Regions from separate parts of the Mus musculus genome. Here region 1 is linked to region 2. Evidence: chromatin loops called from intact Hi-C (ENCODE). Cell type or tissue: heart. All regions are shown on one strand. Each heading gives the region's core, and the rest is flanking DNA. Links, peaks and the distances in the headings are about the cores only.

Region 1 (2,914 bases), core at 188-2,687, 230 kb before region 2:
TCATTGTCAACACTGCCTCAGAACTTCTCTACCAGTCAGAGAAGAAGCCAGGGATAGACTTCTGGGTGCAGACTCTATGGCCTCAGCCACCCTTCTTGCTCCCACTGAGGTCCCAGACAGACAATGAACTCACCTCAGATGATCCCCCACAGCTAAGCCTACGTTAGACTTCAAGAACCACTCAGTAAAATAATGAGAAATGACAGGTGTTTGCTGTTCCAAGGAACTCAATTTCAGAGTGGTTTGCTATACAGCCAAATGAACAAAATTTGATGATACATAAATGTGCATATTTATTAAGTTAATAATTATTGGGTTTGGTAGTTCACACTCAGCACTCATAAGCAAACGCAGATTTACTAATGCTTGAGACCAGCCTGGTCTACATAATAAGTTTCTAGCCACATCTGGCAGTCAGCCAGTCCTTGTTGTTCAGTAAAACAAAACAGCAAACAATCTCACCAAACATATAACCTGAGAAATGTGTCAAGTTTTATTTAAGACCAGGTCTGATTAACTCTGGCTGGCACTAGACCTCACTCTGTAGACCAGGCTGACCTTGAACTCACAGAGATCTGCTTGCCTCTGCTTCCTGAGTGCTGGGGTTAAAGGTGTGTGTGCCACCATGTCTGGCAGTTTTTAAAGAATTTTTAAACTAAAAAAAAAAATGTGTGTGTGTGCATGCCTGTGCGGGTGTGTGGTGTGGTTCAAACTAAAGTCATCAGTCTTGGTGGCAAGATGGTCTGAGCCATCTCTTTTGTCCTCACAGAGCTTACAACTGATGGGAACACCAGTTCCCGGGATCTAGAACCCTCTTCTGGCCTCTGAGAGCACCAAGCACACATATAGTGCACAGATAGACATGCAGTGCACATACATAAATAAAGGCAATAGTCATATTGACCCAGTTCTCCAGCCCCCGAAATGCCAAGCATTTAGGACAGGAACTCTTGACCCATATTGCTATTTCTCCTACAGTAAAAAGAAATCACTGACCAGATTTAGAGGCCTAACTGCTAGAAGTCCTATAAAGAAAGACTAGTCCAGAATCAAATATTCAAAAAGAGCCTTGTAGATTGATGACCTGTCGTACCAGTTACAGTTTCACATGCGTTTCTTTTCAGGGGCTAGACCTAAGTTTTCAGAGTGCTTGCTTATCATGGGAGAAGTCCTGGGCTTGACCTCTAGTACTTGAGCATGATGGTGCATGCCTGTAATAGAGGCCGGAGCTTCAGGAGTTCAAAGTTATTCTAAGCTATCAAGTTTGAGACCACTGGGCTGGGTGAGACCGGTCTAATTTGCTGAGATGTGATATGTTGCTCCTTGTCCACCAGGGGGCGACAACGCGTTTCATGATTAGGGCCACATTCCACTGCAGGTTGTATGCACCTGCCACACAGGAAACATTACTTTAATTTTATTGCTTTAAATTAGCTGTGAAAGGCAGGCTTTTAAAGCCTGCTCATTTTGCACTTATAGTTATTAAGAGCTTGCTTTGTTCTCTTTAAGGTATTAAAAGAACTCACAATGTGTATTTCCAAGACAGCCAGCCCTTGAAAATTATCTTCGAAAAGAGTCTGTGTGCGAATATCCTGATGATTAAACCAAGGTAAAGGGTCTCCTGATGCCTCTTTCTCTTCGGAACACAACGTGCTTGTGCACCGAACAATTTACCCCAGAGCTTGTCTTTCCTTTTTAAGATTATTTTTAAGGCGGCACACAAAATGCTGGGGTTCTGTGTGACATTTCACACTGAGTACATTGCACTTTGGCCACACTCACCACCCTGTCTTACTCCCACTTCCTCCTAGAGCTTCCTAGCCAGTTATGCTTTTTAAAAAGGCTAACACGTGATTTAGAACAATCACTGACATTGTCAGGAGGAAACTCTAGAAAGACAGGTGACAAGCTGCTTAAAGGCAGCAAATTATTAGCCAAGAGCTCTGAAATACACCACCCAAGGCTTCACACTTCAATCCAGCCAAAGAGGAAACTCGGTTGTGAGACTTCACGTCTAGACAACTTCACACAGGCCCTAGGACTCGCAGCCTGAGGACATTGGAACATTTTTATGCAAATTGATTGTCTTATTCTATTGTTTTCTAGGAAATGGACTGAGCAATATTGTCCTAGAAAGGAGCTCTTTCAGTTCAGTTGCAGCATTGGCTGTTAATTAGCATGACTCTGGAGCAAAGCCTATTCTATCTTACTGCTCTTTTAAATTACAAAAGGAATCCCTTTTCCCTGAAGCACGTCCACTCATCCACTCGCACTTGAACCTGGCTCCTCTGCCATGTCTGTAGCTCACGTGGCAGGGTAGCTCTGTTAACAATCTGGTGCCTCTCCTTACAGCACACTTCTCCCCAGCACCCCCAAGTTGTGTGTGAATGCATGTGCCACTGCGCATGCATGGAGATCAGAGGATGACAAGCAGGAGTCAGGTCTTTCCTTCTACCTCAGGGGTTCTGGGGATGGATGGATGGATGGCACTCAGGCCAGCGGGTTTGGCAAGCAAATGCCTTGACCTGCTGAGCCATCTCTCTGACCCTAGCCTTGCCTATGAAACTTAAGCTATTGTGAGGAACTCTATATCAGTTCACTTAAATCAGTCTTATTTTGAGTAGTTGCTGTTTTCTTTACATTGTGTGTCTGAGCTACAGTTTCCTACTGATGCCCTTACAAGGGAAATTTAGATAGCTTCCTCTTTTTTGGATGTCAGAAACAATACTGTATGGTACACAGATTAGTATCTGTTATCTATTCCCGTGGAACAAAGTTTCCCCAAATGTAGAGCCTTCACAAGTCAAGCATTTATTAATCTGTTGAAATAGCTGGGTCTCATGTGGATGGATGTTCCTGGATCAGGGTCTCTCCTGAGTTTGAGTAGTGCCACTAGGACTACAGTGTCACCATG
Region 2 (2,914 bases), core at 190-2,689:
ATATAGCAAATACATTACATACATTATATAATATATTACATATATTATATCTATCATATATTATAGATTATATACTACATATATCACATATATTATATATACATATATAAACACAAATGTATGCCATCACGGCCAGGTATTTTTTTCAGGTGGGTTCTGGGAATGAAACTCAGGTCCCAGCACCTTTGTTGACCAAAGGCTTCAGAGTGGAAGGGACGTAAATGGTCAATGCTTAATCCTGGACAGGCCTGGTGCCCATCAGCCTAGTAAAGGCTCTGGCCAGTCCTGAAGGAGCGACACTTGGCTACCTTCACTGAATCTGTAATTTCTCACACCTACCTGGCTCCTGGGCCTCTTCACATGAACAGCTTCTGGAACACTTCACAGAGTCCAAACCACGCGATGCCGCATGCCAGTCCAGACAGGCTGACTGCTGTCTCTATGGCTCAGAACCAGGAAGAACACCCAGCGCACCAGCAGATGCCATGCCTAGCCGTGCCACGCCCCTCCTCCAAGGATTCCCTCTGACTGAGCCCTGCCCTCTCCTCCTCCGATGACATCATGACCCTGTTTCTTCTTGTGTGGGTATGGAGGACAGAGTACATTGGACCTTTTCCTTAACTCTCCTGCCATTCTGGGAGTTCTGTCCTATCCAGCCAGGTCTCGCCACAGGAGAGCCGCGGTTACTGATGTGCACCGCCACAGCGGACTTTGTATAGGTTGTCCGGATTCGAACTCAGGGCCTCACACTTGCGCAGCAAGCCCCTCACCCACAGAGCCAGCCCCTCAGGAGACAAGTCTCCCTCTAGCACCAGGCTTCAGCCTTTTCCTGAGGCCCATTGTCTCAATGGTCTGCGAGCCACGGGGAGGGACTTAGCGACTCTTCGGCCTGACGTCACTCCTGCCAGGACAGTTATCCTAGAGACTTGGCTGCTTTCTTGCTTTGATGCATTTTTTTTTTTTTTTTTTTTTTTTTGAGACTAGGCCTTGCTCAGTAGCCCGCGCTGGTCTGCAACTCGCAGCAATCCTCCTGTCTCAGCTTGGGGGATGCTGAAATTTCAGGCATGAGTCATTAGAAAACTTCTCTGCTCAAACTAGGATTCAGGTTTTTAAGTTTTTTGGTTATTTTCCCCCCTCTGGTACACCCAGTTTCATCTCTACCTAGGAACGGGGGTCACAGGCCCGTGTTCTCTGATATATTAAGATCTGTAATGGTCAACATATAAAGATCAAAGTGTTCTTTTTTTTTTTTTTTTTTGGTTTTTCGAGACAGGGTTTCTCTGTATAGCCCTGGCTGTCCTGGAGCTCACTTTGTAGACCAGGCTGGCCTCGAACTCAGAAATCCGCCTGCCTCTGCCTCCTGAGTGGAGGGATTAAAGGTGTGTGCCACCATGCCCAGTAAAGATCAAAGTGTTCTACACCAATCCCCAAACTTTTGTTTCTCTGGGGTACATTTGTGTAGGCCACAGTGGGTCGTGAGTGTGTCGCCACTGCCCCCTAGTGGTTGTCTGTGGAATGGCAGGAATGATTTTTGTGGTCCAGGCTGCTCCAGGACAGAGCATATCCCTAGTCCCTGTGGGATGCAGATGCACATGGATGAGGAGCCCTGAGTGACCTATGACTGGAGTGGAAATATCCACACTTGACCCTTGAGGGCTTGGTATAAGGTGGACTTGCCCTCTGTGGGCCTCAGTTTCCCCATCTGTACCATGATGTTGGGAATAGCACAGGAACCCCAGGCTTCTTGTTTTGTTTGCTTTAGTGCACTGTAATTTAGAGGTTGGAGCCCAAGTGTCTGTTGGGGAAATTCTCCACCCCAAACTGCAGATGTCCAGGTCCTAACCAGCAGTTAGCCATCTGTGTGTGAGCCATCATCCCCCACTAGTGAATTCACTATCAGTGGCTGACCTGTCACCTCTTAGCAAGGTTGTCCCCTCACTGGAGTGGCCACCTGTGCTGAAATCTTCCATTATTTCCACCTGAAATGGCACCCGAGGGTGGGAGGGGCTATGTGAAGGAGCTTGGACAAGCTGTACTGGGAACTAGCCTCGCTCCAGTCCTGGAACTTGGAGTGAGCCTGGTCATCTGAAGGGGTGACTCAGATTCTTGGGAGAGTTTGAGGGACCCTAGACTGAGCTGCCAGGTCTAGTGCAGTAGCCACTAGTTGTCCAAATATATTCTTTACCCTGTAATACAAGAGAAACTTCAGCTGCCCTGTCTCTGGTGCCATGTTGCAAGTTCTCAGTACCTAGGCGTGGCCATGACATGGCGCGGTTAGTGCACACAGGATGTGAGAGATGATGCTGACTTCTCTTTCTAGGTGGTTCTGAGCCCGTGTGGATCATGACCCCGTTGGGGGTTGAATGTTTCTTTCACAGGGGTCGCCTGAGACCATTGGAACACACAGATGTTTACATTACAATTCAAAACAGTAGCAAAGTTACAGTTATGAAGTAGCGACAGAAATAATTTTATGTTTGGGGAGTCACCACAACATGAAGGAACTATATTAAAGGGTCGAGGCATTAGGAAGGTTGAGAGCTACTGCACTAGATAGTTCTAGATGATTCTCAGAGGATGAAGAATAGAATGCCTGAGGAGAAGGTGGGGACAGGGGCGACTCCTTGATGGGTTACCCCACATGGAGTAGGGTTGGATACAGTGGATGAGGGCAACTCCCATCTTCTCCTACTGGTTCTCGTCTGTCTGAGCAGGATGACATCATCAACTTGCGGTCACAGCAGCAGACCTCCCATGAGGGCACCCGGAGCATCCTGAAACAGATGGAGGTGAGCTGAGAAGGGGAGGGGGGAGGGGGAGGGGAAGAGACAGGGACAAGGAGCATCCTGCATGTGTCCGTCATCTGTCAGATGGCCTGTTCAGACACAACCACAGAACCCTTGTCTGTAAGCTC

The links. Hi-C counts contacts between places; a loop is a spot of excess contacts. Peaks named below come from ENCODE experiments on the same cell type or tissue, not always from the same donor. Only the 100,000 strongest peaks of a DNase experiment are listed, where the experiment ranks them.
Region 1: a loop joins it to region 2, with 3 times the contacts of the local background. A loop is called at or near these places in 8 of 42 quality-filtered maps.

The regions. Positions count from the first base shown.
Region 1 is chr5:122,342,893-122,345,806 of GRCm38, reverse strand. Rad9b (RAD9 checkpoint clamp component B) reads left to right here. Exons shown (of 13, transcript NM_001382853.1): 5 at 1,510-1,609. Among named protein-coding and RNA genes, the nearest start is that of Rad9b, 9.9 kb to the left of the region's middle. In heart, for the core only: CTCF peaks have their summits at 1,121 and 1,335 (motif pointing right); no DNase peak of the experiment used is centred there.
Region 2 is chr5:122,113,009-122,115,922 of GRCm38, reverse strand. It overlaps Ccdc63 (coiled-coil domain containing 63), which reads left to right. Exons shown (of 12, transcript NM_001384199.1): 9 at 2,715-2,789. It also overlaps a transcript of Myl2 not described here. Among named protein-coding and RNA genes, the nearest start is that of Myl2, 14 kb to the right of the region's middle. In heart, for the core only: a CTCF peak has its summit at 1,525 (motif pointing left); a DNase peak (open chromatin) is centred at 1,542.